Regions from separate parts of the Homo sapiens genome. Here region 2 is linked to region 1. The links are chromatin loops, found by intact Hi-C in ENCODE. Cell type or tissue: endothelial cell of umbilical vein. All regions are shown on one strand. Each heading gives the region's core, and the rest is flanking DNA. Links, peaks and the distances in the headings are about the cores only. Region 1 overlaps TMEM245 (transmembrane protein 245). Region 2 overlaps CTNNAL1 (catenin alpha like 1).

The links. Hi-C counts contacts between places; a loop is a spot of excess contacts. Peaks named below come from ENCODE experiments on the same cell type or tissue, not always from the same donor. Only the 100,000 strongest peaks of a DNase experiment are listed, where the experiment ranks them.
Region 2: a loop joins it to region 1, with 2.3 times the contacts of the local background. A loop is called at or near these places in 2 of 110 quality-filtered maps.

Annotation. Positions count from the first base shown.
Region 1 is chr9:109,107,538-109,114,709 of GRCh38, reverse strand. TMEM245 (transmembrane protein 245) reads left to right here. Exons shown (of 18, transcript NM_032012.4): 2 at 6,140-6,257. Among named protein-coding and RNA genes, the nearest start is that of TMEM245, 8.8 kb to the left of the region's middle. In endothelial cell of umbilical vein, for the core only: no CTCF peak of the experiment used is centred there; DNase peaks (open chromatin) are centred at 3,909 and 6,099; H3K27ac peaks cover 2,773 bases.
Region 2 is chr9:108,991,209-108,998,380 of GRCh38, reverse strand. CTNNAL1 (catenin alpha like 1) reads left to right here. Exons shown (of 19, transcript NM_003798.4): 3 at 5,562-5,749. It overlaps LOC105376216 (a long non-coding RNA gene), which reads right to left. Exons shown (of 7, transcript XR_007061724.1): 2 at 6,431-6,544; 3 at 5,758-5,972. It also overlaps the pseudogene RNA5-8SP3. Among named protein-coding and RNA genes, the nearest start is that of CTNNAL1, 19 kb to the left of the region's middle. In endothelial cell of umbilical vein, for the core only: no CTCF peak of the experiment used is centred there; DNase peaks (open chromatin) are centred at 1,300 and 3,470; H3K27ac peaks cover 1,268 bases.

The sequences.
Region 1 (7,172 bases), core at 1,505-6,504:
CTGTTAATTTAGACTTGGTGGAGAATTTGAAGACCATTTAGTTTTTTGCAGTAGTAATAGATTTGTTTTTTCTGTGGTCTCTGATCCCATTGTTCCCATCTTTTTAAAGAAGCAGGAGGTGGAGAGAGTAGTGGCTGAAAGATAAAAACACCTGAAGTTCTAAACTTGGCTCTGCCAGTAACTAACTTTGTGACCTTGGGCAGACCAGGGCCCTCCTCTGGGACATTCAGTCCCAATTGCATAAAGTGAGGGGTTGGCTTGAACAATTTCTAAGATTTCACGATGTTCTATTTTACACATCACAAGAGGCTCTTCAGCAGTGGACGTTAGTCAGCCATTCACTGCTGACACCGTTCTACTTTTAAACACATTTCTAGGTTTGTTTCTGCTTGCCTGGCAGCAAGAAACAAGGAGAGGAAAGTTTCTAGTGCTTAGTTTTCTCAGTTAAAGACTTTGAATATAAAAATGTTGACTCTAAGTTGCCATATGACAAAGAGAATGGTTTTCACATTAGAATTAAGTGGATAATTTAAGGACCTGAAGCAGTTGCTGCTTGAGGCTATGATTAGGGCTGTGGCTCCATAACTTGGGAGGAGGTTTGTAGTTGTGGTGTTTTTGTTTTGTTTTGTTTTGGGGATGGATTTACGCTCTTGTTGCCCAGGCTGGAGTGCAATGGCGCGTTCTCGGCTCACCGCAACCTCTGCCTCCCGGGTTCAAGTGATTCTCCTGCCTCAGCCTCCCGAGTAGCCTGCCACCATGCCCGGCTAATTTTTTGTGTTTTTAGTAGAGACGGGGTTCCACCATGTTGGCCAGACTGGTCTCAAACTCCTAACCTCAGGTGATTCCCCTGCCTTGGCCTCCCAAAGTGCTGGGATTATAGGTGTGAGCCACTGCACCCTTCCTGTAGTTTTATTCTCTCTAAAAAAAGCTTGGGAAACTGTTCTGCAAAAATATGTAACAGAAGCAACCAAGTTGTTTTTCCAGTTAATACCCAGATGACAATAAATGAAACAAAGATGGTTGAAAAGGCAGAGTCTCTACTTAATGTTTTCTACATTTAATATGTTTTTTAACCAGAAAAGTATATGTGGATAATCGTGTGAAATGAAAGGAAAATGTGATTGCCTATTAGTTCCCTTTACTTGAAGTGCTAAGTAAATGTTGCCAAATTTTATGCAGTCTTATGTAGTGTCTAGCACATTGGTGCTATAAAAACGACTATGGAATGTATATTTTGAAAAGGACATGTTGTTTTGGAGAACATAAGTTTGGAAAAATATGCCCTCTTATCTGTAACTGTGGCTCATTGATTTAATGCCTGGAATAAAATTCACACTTGAATAGGTTTGCTCAGAGGCTAAACATATATAAAGTTGACTTGTTAACCTCATGTTTCCGTGTTAGTGAAGATTTAAGAATTAAAAAACTCCTAAGAGGTCCTAGACTAGAAATTGTGTGTGAAACATGCATGTACAAATCCTTATTTTTGTTATTTTAAAGGATATTTAGTGATTCAAAATGTTGACCCAAGTAAAATATGCTTGTTACATTTGAAAAAACATAAGCAGAACAGAAGTTTGTATGGTAAAAGTGAATTATCCCTTTCCTTCCCCCGCCCTGCCCCTGGCCCCGCTGAGATGGAGCCTTGCTCTGTCACTCAGGCTGGAGTGCAGTGGCTCGATCTTGGCTCACTGCAACCTCTGCCTCCCGGGTTCAAGCAATTCTCCTGCCTCAGCCTCCCGAGTGGCTGGGACTACAGGCATCTGCCACCATGCCCAGCTAATTTTTGTATTTTTAGTAGAGACGGGGTTTCACCATGTTGGCTAGGCTAGTCTTGAACTCCTGACCTCATGATCTGCCCATCTTGGTCTCCCAAAGTGCTGGGATTACAGGCATGAGCCACCGCGCCCGGCCGAATTATCCCTTTTCTCTACCACTATTCCCACTATTCAGATGTTACTATTAACTGCTTGATGTAAAGGCTCCTAAATTCATTTCTTTGTCCATGTGAACATATAAAGTAGAAGGTTTTTGTTTTTTGTTTTTTAAAACAAAGATGAGATAACATACATATAGCTCTGTACCTTGCTCTTTTCATTTATCATTGTACTGTGGCCATCTTTCCTTATTAGCACTTAGAGATATACGTCTTTCTTTTTTTTTTTTTTGAGATGGAGTTTTGCTCTTGCTGCCCAGGCTGGAGTGCAATGGTGCAATCTCGGCTCACTGTAACCTCCACCTCCTGGGTTCAAGCGATTCTCCTGCCTCAGCCTCCCAAGTAGCTGGGATTACAGGCACATGCTACCATACCTGGTTAATTTTTGTATTTTTAGTAGAGAAGGGGTTTCACCACATTGGCCAGGCTGGTCTCGAACTCCTGACTTCATGTGATCTGCCCGCCTCAGCCTCCCAAAGTGCAAGGATTACAGGTGTGAGCCACTGCCCTGGCCACTTTTTTCTTTTTAATACTGCTACAGTATAAATCTTTTTTCTCCCCCTCCCCCACCATGCCTTTTAGAAAATGTTTTCAACAGATTTTCTTAGCTCTGAATTTGTATTAGAATACTTTGATAAACATTTTTAACCATTGGTAATTGTATAATCATAATGGGCTTAATATAAACTCTAAAGTGTTTTTATAAATGGCCTTACCTCTTGAACTAATATTACTTCTGCGAATCTTTTCTGAGGAAACACTTCAAAATACTGGAAAAAATCCAGAAGCCAAAAGAATTTCCTAAAGGTTAAAAATACTTCTTTTTCTGTTTATAAAGATACTACATAACCTTAGTAGAAAATTGAGCACCTGTAATAAAACATAAAGAAGCAGATTACTCCTTGAAATCTGCCATCTAGAGATAATATTTTAAAACATTTTTTGTTGAGTATATTTTCACCATTATAAATTTACACACGAATAAATTGACACTGTAGCACTGTATATTGATGTTCATCATACTGTTGAAAGTCTGACTAATTACTCAATTTTTGGAGATAGCATTATTTAAACAGTTCACTATAAAATGATATTTAAGTTCTCAATTTTTTATATTGTAAATGGCAAGTGAATATTTTTATATGTGTCTGCACAGTGTGCTTCTGTAAAACACTCCTAAAAGTAGAATTGGGGAGTATATTTTAAAATGGTTATTTTAAACTGGAATGAGGTAATCTGTGAGTTTCAGGTTGATAGATGAAAATACATGCTTCTTGTTAGACAATAAATTTCTCTTAAAAAATCTGAAGTATGCAGTCTCTTATTTTTTCTCTCCTTGCAAATGATACTAATTCCTTATGCATACAGATAAGAAACAAAAACTTCTTGGAGGTACTGTATAAATTGTGACCTCCAGTTCAGCTTCTTACTAAGGGTAGTACTTACTTTGTCATCTCTGTTCAACGTTTGCTCAAACACTTTTAGTAATGATTATTCCATTTGTAGATAGCTATAGTTTATTGGAAAAACCTGTCCTTTTACTGAGCTGTGTTATTTCCTAATTCCCACGTATTTCTGCTCTCAGAACCACAGAAAATCAAGTCTTATGCCTCTCCCAGATGACATTTTAAAAATTATTTGAAGATAGCTACAAAATCTTGATATTTCCTTCTCTTTTCTGAGCAAAACTTTTTTTTTCTTTTTCCCCTAGCTACATTTATATTATCATGTTGTGATTTCTATTTCCTTTCCCAGGCTGAATTTTGTTGTGTGGTTTGGTAGCGCAAAATTAATTGAAACAATCACTTTCCCTGATACGAGTATTGTACTTTTAGAAATAAGTGCTTCTACTAGTCATAGGCTGACTCATACTGAACTGAAAAGTGGTTCAGATGTTCTCTTTCCATTCCATACTTGTACAGTTGAGTTTTGAATCTCGAAGCAGAACTTTGCATTTCTTTTCATATAGTTTAATCTTGTTTGGATTAGCCCATTGTTCTGGCTTCAGGATATCTTTTTGAATCATGATAGATTATCTCAATATTTATTGACAACTCAGTTTTGTATAACTGATTTGTGTAAAATCAGTTTTTTCTGTTATTGTGCCTCTAGTCTTTCATCTAAGTGACTGACGTAATGTTTAATAGGGTGGGGCTAACTGACGTACCTCTGAAGACTATCCATTTACTGTGGATTTTTTTTTAATTTCAACAAGTTGTAGTTGTCTAAATTGACTGTTTTTATTTTCCCTTGTGAAAATCTGAGCAGCTTTTGCTTATCTTTAGTATTCTAGCACCATGCTTCTTTCTCCTTAAGATTAGAAAAGTGCACTCTGGAGCCAGATTCCTGGGTTCTAATCCTGCCTCTGTCATTTATTGGCTGTGGCCTTGGGCAAGTCACTTCTCTGAAATCTGGGTTTCTTTCATGTGTAAAATGAGGATCATAATAATATTATTTTGTGGGGTTATGAGGATCAAATGAGTTAGTATACATAAAGCATTAGAATAGGGCCTGGCACATAGGAGTGTTATATAAGTGTACTATTATTGTACTCAGATTTTTTTCTATGCTCTGCAATCAGATCTCAAATTCTTTGAATTCCCAGGGTTAATTGGTCTGGTCCAGCAAGACTGGACTTTTTGAAGCAGCTGTAGTCTCACTTCCCATGTCCTCATATTTTTGAGCTTCAAAGCTCTTTAATATTTCATCTGATAGAGTTACTTGAAGAAATATTTTAATGTCCTTTTTATTATAAAAGAATTAGTGCTTATTAAAGGCAGTCTGGAAAATACAGAAAAAAGTGAAAGGAAAAACAAAATTTTACCACCCAAATACAGCCACTAACTTCTTAGTACATTTTCTTTTCCTCCCACCATATAGTAGATGTAATCACAGCACAAGTATTTTTTGTATTTTACTTCTAACTTAATATGATATTGTGAGTTTTTAAACTATATAGTCTTTGTTTTTAAGAAGTGATTTTAATGGTTGCATAACATTTTATTGAGTGAATCGTAATCATTTCCCAGTTGTTGACCTTTTAGGTAATCACTTTTTTCACTGTTCTGAATCATACTCTGATGAGCTTCTTTATATTTAAAACTTTTTCAAAATTTATCATTATTTAGTAAGGATAAAGTCTGAAAGTTGAATTCTGAGGTTAGAAGCTATAAACATTTTTAAGATGCGAAGATTATTTGTATTGATAGATTTGACCAAAATAACGTAGGAGATAGTTTTTTTCTGTCTTTTTTAGTAATCCCATCAGTTCTTTTTTCTTCATGCTCTGAATTATATAGCTCGAAGTTTCTTTTTGTCTTAATTTGCTTTTTTTTTTGGCAAGGTTCATGTCATACTTGACTTTTAGCTTCTTGGTCTTATGTTAATTAAGGTCTTTGTGCTCAGATGTGTTCTGGATTATGTATTCCCTCTGTGTTTTATAAATGTTCTATTAAAATATGAGTTTCTGTGTAGGCTACGCTGGTTTCTTTTGATGCGTCTTAAGCTCTAGGGTCATTTAACTTTAGTGTAGGAAGAACTGAAGAGGGTATCCTGGCTGATTCTTCTGTTCTGAAGTCCTGCTGTTTGTTCCTCTAATAATATTTTTTTCAGGCACACTTCTTCAGCTGGTGCATCATAACTCTGGATTAGGTTCTAATCATTTGTTGCCTAGATTATTTCAGCAGGGTCACACTTCAGCTGGCTGCTTTCTTACTTTTACAGAGTTATTTCCCCAGTAACAAGCATATTTTATAAGCTGAAATAGAATCTTTTAACCTGATTCTTTTTGGAAAGCTTTCCTTTTCTTGTTTTTTTCTTTTCTTTCCGTTTCTTTTCTAAACATTGATCAACAGAGAAAACTGTAGGAATTCCATAAGATTAGATTCTTAATTTAAATCCATGGTTTATGCTTTGAATATTTTATCTCAAGCATTTTTGTGTATAAGATGGGTTTTGAACTATGTATCTTTTGTTAAACAACTATTTAATATTACTACATGAGATTTCAAATGCCTAGTATTTCAAAACTTAGGTTCTCCAAACGAGGAGAACCTAGGTACGTTTCTTTGACACCATCAACCTTCATCTTTTCTGTGCTATGTCCAGAGCATTCCTGCTGTATAGACACTTACAGATTTTGTATAATTGTATGTTCATTTTCACGTGTATAGATTTTACAGCTGTGTCTTTCATTTATTTAAGATCTGGACGTTGGTGGTTGGCTATGTGTTGACTGTTTCATTCAAGTGGAATGCAAGCACTGAACGCTACTTGAGAGCAGTTTCAATTCCTGTCTGGATTATATTGCTTTTTCATTTAGGTGGGTTCCTTCTTTTTTTTTTTTTTTTTTTTAAGTCTAGCCTAAGGTCAGCAGAGGCTGACTGTGTGAATGAAAGTGAATTTTTTGTAGTGTCATATGTTGCATTTAACATTCTTAATCTTTAGAAAATGTTATGCTTTAATCTTTCATTAAATTTTAATGAAAATGATGTGCTTTAAAATGTCTTTAATTATGTTCATTTTCCAAAAGGTCCTTTTAAAAGTCAATACATCTTAAAAAGTAGAGCACCCTTGGATTCTCATATCATTTCTGAGTGTCATACTTAGGGGAAGATATAGATAAGCAGTCAACGATAAGAGGTGCTCAGAGACATGTGTGAGAACCAGTTAAAGGAACTAGAGATGTTTACTCTGGATAAGAGGAGGGAACTGGGGCTCTAGGGTGGGAAGGAGATAGAGGTAAGGAGGATATAAGACATGAAAGCCTATTTCTAATATTTGAAGGACTGTCCTGTGAAAGAGTGCTTTAAACAGATCTCTGTAACCATGAGGGAGAGATGTCAGAGTTGTGAGTTAGCTTCAGAGAGACAAATCTCTTTTCCACATAAGGATGATTCATGTCAGAGCTGCTCAGAGTAATGGGTTCCCTGTTATGTTAGCTGGGTGGCTGCTCAGATGTTGATTTTTCAGCGTGGTACTTATGGTTGAGACTTTCATCTCCCAAGTTTGAGCCAATGGAAACACTAAGTTCTAATTTAACAACACAATTCAGTAACCCAGAGCAGCAGATAGCCTTAAAGTAGTTTCTAGAGCTACTACTTATTGTTAAAAATAAAATAAAAAACAGCTATGTCTCTGTCTTCGTTTGATGTCAAACAAAGCATTATTCTCTAGCTTTGTTGAGTTGGAATGATAGAGGAATTTATCTGCAAGAACCCGTATGTCAGATATGACT
Region 2 (7,172 bases), core at 729-5,728, 120 kb after region 1:
AGAGTTAGGAGAACAATGAAGGTGCTGTTTTAGAGAGGGCAGGGTTTTTTAACTTTGGTGCTACTGACATCTTGGGTTGGATACTTCTCTGTTGTGGGAGGTTGACCTGTACATTGTAGGATGTTTATCAGCATCACTAGCTTCTACCTACTAGATGCTGGAAGGTCCCCTCTCCTTCCATGGGACAACCAGAAATAGCTCTAGACATTGCCAAATGTCCCGTGAGGGGTAAAAATGGCCCCCAGTTGAGAACTCCTGGGATAGGGAATTAGGAAGACCTGCTAAGGAAGGAACATTACAGCAGAGACTGCAATGGAATGAAGGCCTGAGCTATGTGGATACTTGGGGGAATTTTGGACTATGTTCTAAGTGGAATGAGGGATTAGTGGGAGATTTTGTGCTGGGCAGTGACATGTTCTCATTTGTATTTTTAAAAGGGTAACTGGTGGCTCCTGTATAGAAAATACATTTTAGGGGGTGTGAGGATGAATTCAGAGAAACCAGTTAGGAGGTTGTCACAGTGGTCCAGGTGATAGATGATGGTGACTTAGACTAGACCATAGCATTTGAGGTGGTGAAAGGTGGCTTTGTTTCAATATATTGCCAGGGTGGAGCTGATAGGATTGGCTGATGGTTTGGATGTGATAGAAGAGCCAGGGATAACTCCAAGATTTGGGATATGAACAGCTAGGCAAATGGTGGTGCCATCTACTGAGATGAGGAACTCTGAGGGAGGAGCAGGTCATCAGCAGGAGGAGAGTGATTGCGATAAAACCAAGTAAATGTAGAGGGGTGGACAAGATCATACACGGTCCTGTATGTTATGTGGATGATTTCAACTATTATTCCATACTAGGAGTCATTGAGAAATTTTGAGCCAGATGAAAGACATATTGTTTTGTGTTATTTTGTTTTGTTTTGTTTTTTCAAAACAAGAACATTTCACAGATCTTTTATGTTAGATAGAAGTCTTTCTGATGGTGTGGAGGAAGTGAACGAATGAGGACAGCCTGAGAGAAGGTTGAGACTGAAGGCAGGGAGATTAATAGGGAAGCTTTTGTGGTAAAACCAGCTAGGCCAAGTCAGTGTAATAGGGCTGTAAAGAGCAGGAAGAGTGCACAAAATACTCATTAAGGTGGTTGAATAGGTAAAAGTAGATTGTTAACTAAAGGAAAGGGAAGACCCTGGGTTGACTTTTGGATTTCTAGCCATTCACTGGGACAGAGAATAGGTTTTATGTGGGAAGCAGGGGGGGATATCCTTATTCTATTCATAATTTATATTTTTCCTACTTTAGAAAAGGATGTGAAAGCACTTACAATAAAAGACATGTTCAATAAACTTATTAAAATAGGATGTGAAAATAAATAAACCAGAAACTTTGGCAAACATTATTATTTTAATTAAGCATGAAATTTATCTTTGTACTTCCTGGAAGGCAAGACAAAATGTGGGAAACAAAGGGTTATATAATCTCATTGTTTGTTGAAAGGAAGCAAACCAGCTTGTAAGAGGAGAGACTTTTTTTCCTGACACTAAATTATTGTGTGGGTGCTTATGAAACAGACATTACATAATGGACAATTCAACAGAAAATGTAGAGATGGTCTTCATATTACTGTTTCATTTTGCAAGAAAGCTTTGTGGTTAAAAAAAAAAAGAAATAAAAAAATGACTGTTTCTTCTAACAACCGTTGATTAAAGCAGGAGTACAGTATTTTTAAACAAAAGGACAACCTGAGTCCTGTGCTCCTTGTTGGCTTTGTAGCATGTCATTGTGCCCAGTGTAAGGTGAGAGAGGAGGACGTGGTACACTGACATGAGTACCATACGCCCAGGCAGCTCCATAAACGGAGTATTTTGGAAGCTGTCAGGTTTCATGGGCTCCACATGTCATCTTCCTCCTAGTGTCACTCAGGTAAGAGTATGAGAATGATGCCTTCTGGAGTTGTAAAATATAGAAGCCTTTTTTTCTCTTAACACATACAAATTTAAGACTTCATTAAATCACTCCTGTAATGTTTCTAGCCCACTCAACCCCTACGAATCATTTTCTTTGTTTGTCAACAGTGTTCATTTGAGGGAACTAATATAAAGTAGTAGATAAAAAACTGGAGCTGGCTGGGTGCAGTTGCTCACACCTGTAATCCCAACACTTGGAGGCCAAGGCGGGTGGATCGCTTGAGCTGTGTTTGAGACCAACCTGGGCAACATAATGAGTCCCTGTCTCTACAAAACATAAGAAAAAAAAATAGCCAGGTGTGGTGGTGCGTGCCTCCAGTCCCAGCTACTTGGGAGGCTGAGATGGGAGGATTTTTTGAGCCCAAGGAGGTTGAGGTTGCAGTGAGCAGTGATGGTGCCACTGCACTCCAGCCTGGGAGATGACAGAGAGAGACCCTGTCTCAAAAAAAAAAACACTAAAGTCTTAGGGTCAGATTGCCTAGACTTTAATCCTAGTGCTTCTACTTGCAAGCAGGGTATATTGGGCAATCTATTAAACATTTCTAAACCTCAGTGTTCTCATCTATAAAATGAGACTGTTAGGGTTTATAGAGGTGTTTTGATATAATGCATCTATCATTTCACACATAGTAAGTGCTCAATAAATATTAGTTGTTATTATTATAATTAATTTTTATTCTTACTTCCCTGTGTTGAACTCTTACATTGTATTGTTGCTTTTTACTTGGCTACCAGGCAAGGTTTATATTTATGTTTTATATGGAAGTTCAACAAATATTTGTGTTTGATTGACCTTGGGTTTTCCTATTAAGGCACAGCACTAGTAATGACATATAATAAATTAAAAATGATACCTGTGAAGCTGTAAGACAGCTTTGTTACTTTTTTAGGGAACTGATTTCTGAACAGTTTACACTTTGAACAACTTTATAATGTTAAGAAAGCATTTGCCCATGTTGGTGGAGCCAACCAAATGTTACTGTCCCACGTACTTATGAGTTAAATGCCTGGGGTCTAGTCAGAAAAAGGAAAGGTTGAATAATGCCATATGTGCAGGCTTATATGTCGTATCCTTTGTGGTTGAGAGGTGTAGAAAAAAATTAACATTTTCCAGAGGATCAGAGGAAACATTTTTATCCTTTTAGCTATTAATGATAGGATGCAAACTGATACTTTTCCTCCTGCCCTTTCTGTATGCCTTAAGGTTAATTCTAAGCACTTTTGTTCTCTGTTCTTTGCTATGAAAACTCTGTATTAGCTACCTATTTCTGTGTAACAAATTAACCCAAACTTAGCAACTTAAAACCACAAACATTTACTATGTCAGTTTTTGAGAGGGCACCAATCAGGGAGTGGCTTCACTGGGTGGCTCAGGGTCAGTGTGTCTCATGAGGTAGCGGTCAGTGTGTTGACCAGGCCTCTGTTACCTGGAAGCTTGAGTGCACTGCAGGTCTGCTTCCAGCCTCCCTCTCATGGTTGTTGGCAGGCTTCACTTCCTTGCTGGCTGTTGGCTGGAGGCCTCACTTCCTCTCCACGTAGTTATCTGTGTAGTAAGGGCTGCTTATGACATGGCAACTGGCTTCTCTCAGAGAGAGAGAGCAACCCAGACAGCTGCCTCAGTTATTTTAGAACCTAAGCTTGGGAGTGACATACCACCACTTCCACCATACCAACCCTGGTATGATGTGGGAGGGGACAGACAGCACAAGGTTGTCAATAACAGTAGGTGGGGATCATGGGGAGCGATCTTGAAGGCTGGCTACCACAGAATTCCTCTATCTGTAGAGCTTCAGCTATTGTCATTATACACAAGACATCCAAGTCTGCATTACCAGTCCATGTCTTGCGACTTATCTTTGGTGTATTCCTGTGTTATTTCAAACTCCTGTTGTCTGACAGTAAAATTATCATCTCTCTTCCAATGCCCTTCGATTTTCTTTAAGCAACTTAGGTTTACAACTTTGAGGCCATTTTTTTACTCGTTCTTTCCTTCTTATCATTGGTCAGGTACTAATTTTGTGTTTTCTTAATGTTTCCCAAATCATCTTCTTAATGTTCCTATGGCTACTATACTAGTAAGGTCCCTACTATTTCACACCCACAATTGATACAATAGCCTGGCTCTAAGTCTTTCCTTTCCATTCTATTTTATGTACTCCTACTAGACTGATCTTTCTTTTTTTTTTTTGAGACCAAGTCTCACTCTGTCACCCAGGCTGAAGTGCAGTGGCGCCATCTCAGCTGACTGCAACCTCCGCTTCCCAGGTCCAAGCGATTCTCTGCCTCAGCCTCCTGAGTAGCTGGGATTACAGGCCCCTGCCACCACACCTGGCTAATTTTTGTATTTTTTTAGTAGAGACCGAGTTTCGCCATGTTGGCCAGGCTTGTCTTGAACTCCTGACCTCAGGTGATCCACCCGCCTCGGCCTCCTAAAGTGCTAGGATTACAGGTGTGAGCCACTGTGCCTGCCAGACTGATCTTTCCAAACCTTGACTTATACTTCACCCTGTGGCCTCTCCATTAAGATTCCAGTACTTTTTACTCAAGATCCTTAGCCTATGAGCTGACACATTATTGTGTGTATGTAATAGAATTGACAGGAGGGCTTTTGTAAGAAAATCAATCCATTAGGCACACAGGTATATTTAGGACTTTAAAAAATGATCTTGAACACTATAAGTTGGTTAAAGGTTTATTATTTTAAAAATCTTTTTAACAGTATGGAGGTTTGAAGAATATTGTAGCCTTGTATTATAATACAAGAATACTTGGATTGTTTTATTAGTAGATAATTACCATTACAGAAATCAAAAGTTTTGATAGCAACAGTGAAGAAGATAATTTTTCTAGAGGGTTGGGAGTTCAATTAATAGAATGGTTTATGCTGGGCATCATAAGAAGTTTATATAAATTCAAACTGTAGCCTAAATGAGGGCCAGCCTGTGGTTTGAATTCTCAGGAGGGAGGCTTTTGTTTTGTTTACTTTCCCCACCCAAAGTCCAGGCTGACTGACAGACAAACTTCCTTATTGTTTCTTTTTGCCTATTGACAGTTCTTTCCGGGCCCCCATTATATTGAAGATGTCATCCCTTGGGGCCTAAAGCCCTGTCTTTTTTCTCTCTCTGAGGATCCGTGAAAACCCAAGGGTGAAAACCCAAGGCCGTTCAGCTTGTGGAGATTGGCAGTGACCCCTGACTTCTCCCCGGCCTCGCCCCAGCCCAAGCCTTGGCACCTGCTTACTGCTCGGGTTTTAGGGTATTCTTTGGTTTTTGACTCATGGGATTTCTCTTACTGTCTTGTAGGGCAGGAGGCTTTTAGATTGTGTAGTTTGCATTACCACTGGAAACAAAAATTATGATGTTTTTCAAACTGGGTGAGGGCAAAATTTGTCACAGTTCTTAAGAGTGTGCTATTATTTTCTGGTTAGAAAGCTTCGTATGATAATCCCTACAATCGTCAAGGTGAAACCGTTTCTTGTTCCTGAAGTAAGACTCCAAAGCTGAGTTTCTCCTCATTGTGCCTTACCTTCAAGGTTAGAGAGAAGTCTAGATTTTAATTTGTATGCCTGTTTAACTTTCTCCCCTCGTCTTTCTTGTTAGGAGAAACAATTGCAGCACTTACAGACATAACCAACTTGAACCATCTGGAATCTGATGGGCAGATCACAATTTTTACAGACAAAACAGGAGTGATAAAGGCTGCAAGATTACTTCTTTCTTCAGTGACAAAAGTGTTGTTGCTGGCAGACCGAGTAGTCATTAAACAGATAATAACATCAAGAAATAAGGTACTTACCTTTCTGATGTTGCTGTATTTTTGTCTTTCTGTGTTGTTCAAAGTGCTTTTTATGACTCTTAGTGGTGGATTGCTTGGCTTGTGTGTCGATGAAGAATGCAGCTAGCTGTGGGAATTAATGTGCAATGCAGGATACATTGACACACTGATCATCTGTACGTTGAATGCACTTGTGGCCCTGGGTTCCTCCCGGGGCTATGCATGTCTGAGCGTTGCTTAAAAAAAAAAAAAAAGAAAAGTTCTTTTTAGGTTAATTGTAAGTAATTTGGCAATGCTTGTCTATTATAATTGTTTATAACTCTGTCTGTAGTTTAAAAGTAGTGTTTCTTCTATATGTGCAATTCTTAAATGATGGGTATGCTGTGCCTAAACTTTTGAATGCAAGTAATGTCTCCTCTTAGAGAATCATTATCCACTTGTTAAGGCTTATTGGTAAAAGCTTTAAATGTGTACAACATTTGGAAAGAAAAGGTGAGCACTATGATAATGTATGTAGCAGAAACCTAGTTGATAAAAATACTGAATTCTTCTGTACTTTTTTTCCCTCCCAAATCAGAGACTAACAATATATAACTTAAGACACAGTTAAATCAGTGGAAATGATAATTATCCACAACTACAAAATTTCTGTACTCAGAGTCCCTAAATGTTACTGAATAATCTCAAAACTTACAGAACAGATTTAAACTCTTCCAGTCCAGAAGTTAATCTCTCAGATGATGGTCATGCTCCATGATCATCTGGGAATCCAGGGTATGTACGATCACTTCTTGCTTTGGATAATTCCCTAGGCAAAGAGGAGAGCAGTTGGCCAGGGAAGGAGTTGTCCTAGAGGATTTGAGGATAAAACCACTTGATAAGTGTTGAATGAATCAGAAATTGGAGAGGTGGATCTGGCAGCGCTGGAGAAATACAAACAACCTTCCCCTCTTTGAAAGATGGAGGTTCTCACAGTGGTGGCAACGTGCCTTATCAGTGTTAGTCGCCTGAACTTCCTGAGCTGCCAGGGCAGATTAACATGCCAAATATTCATCATATTCTCAGGAAAAATAAGTAAACAGAGGATATCTGTGTTTTTTTTTAACTTATCTTGTTGCGACTAAAACAATCTAATAATGTTATTTTAAAGAAAAGTATTTGAAAATATGTTTCACATCTATTTACTTTGTTTCTTACATCAAGAAAACACATAACATTTTAGTCACTGGCTCTACCAGATTCACACACTCTTTATTCACCCCTGATGGCCCATTCCTGACTGAGCCAGACTAATTTTCCCACCCTTAAAGTCCCACACTTCCCTTTCGACTCTATACTCTGAAGATGATGAGGTTCCTTCTGCTTTCCTGAGAATGTTAGGGTTCCTATCATCCTGGTTCACTGAACCTTAAAGCTTGTGTGTGCTGACTTTCATC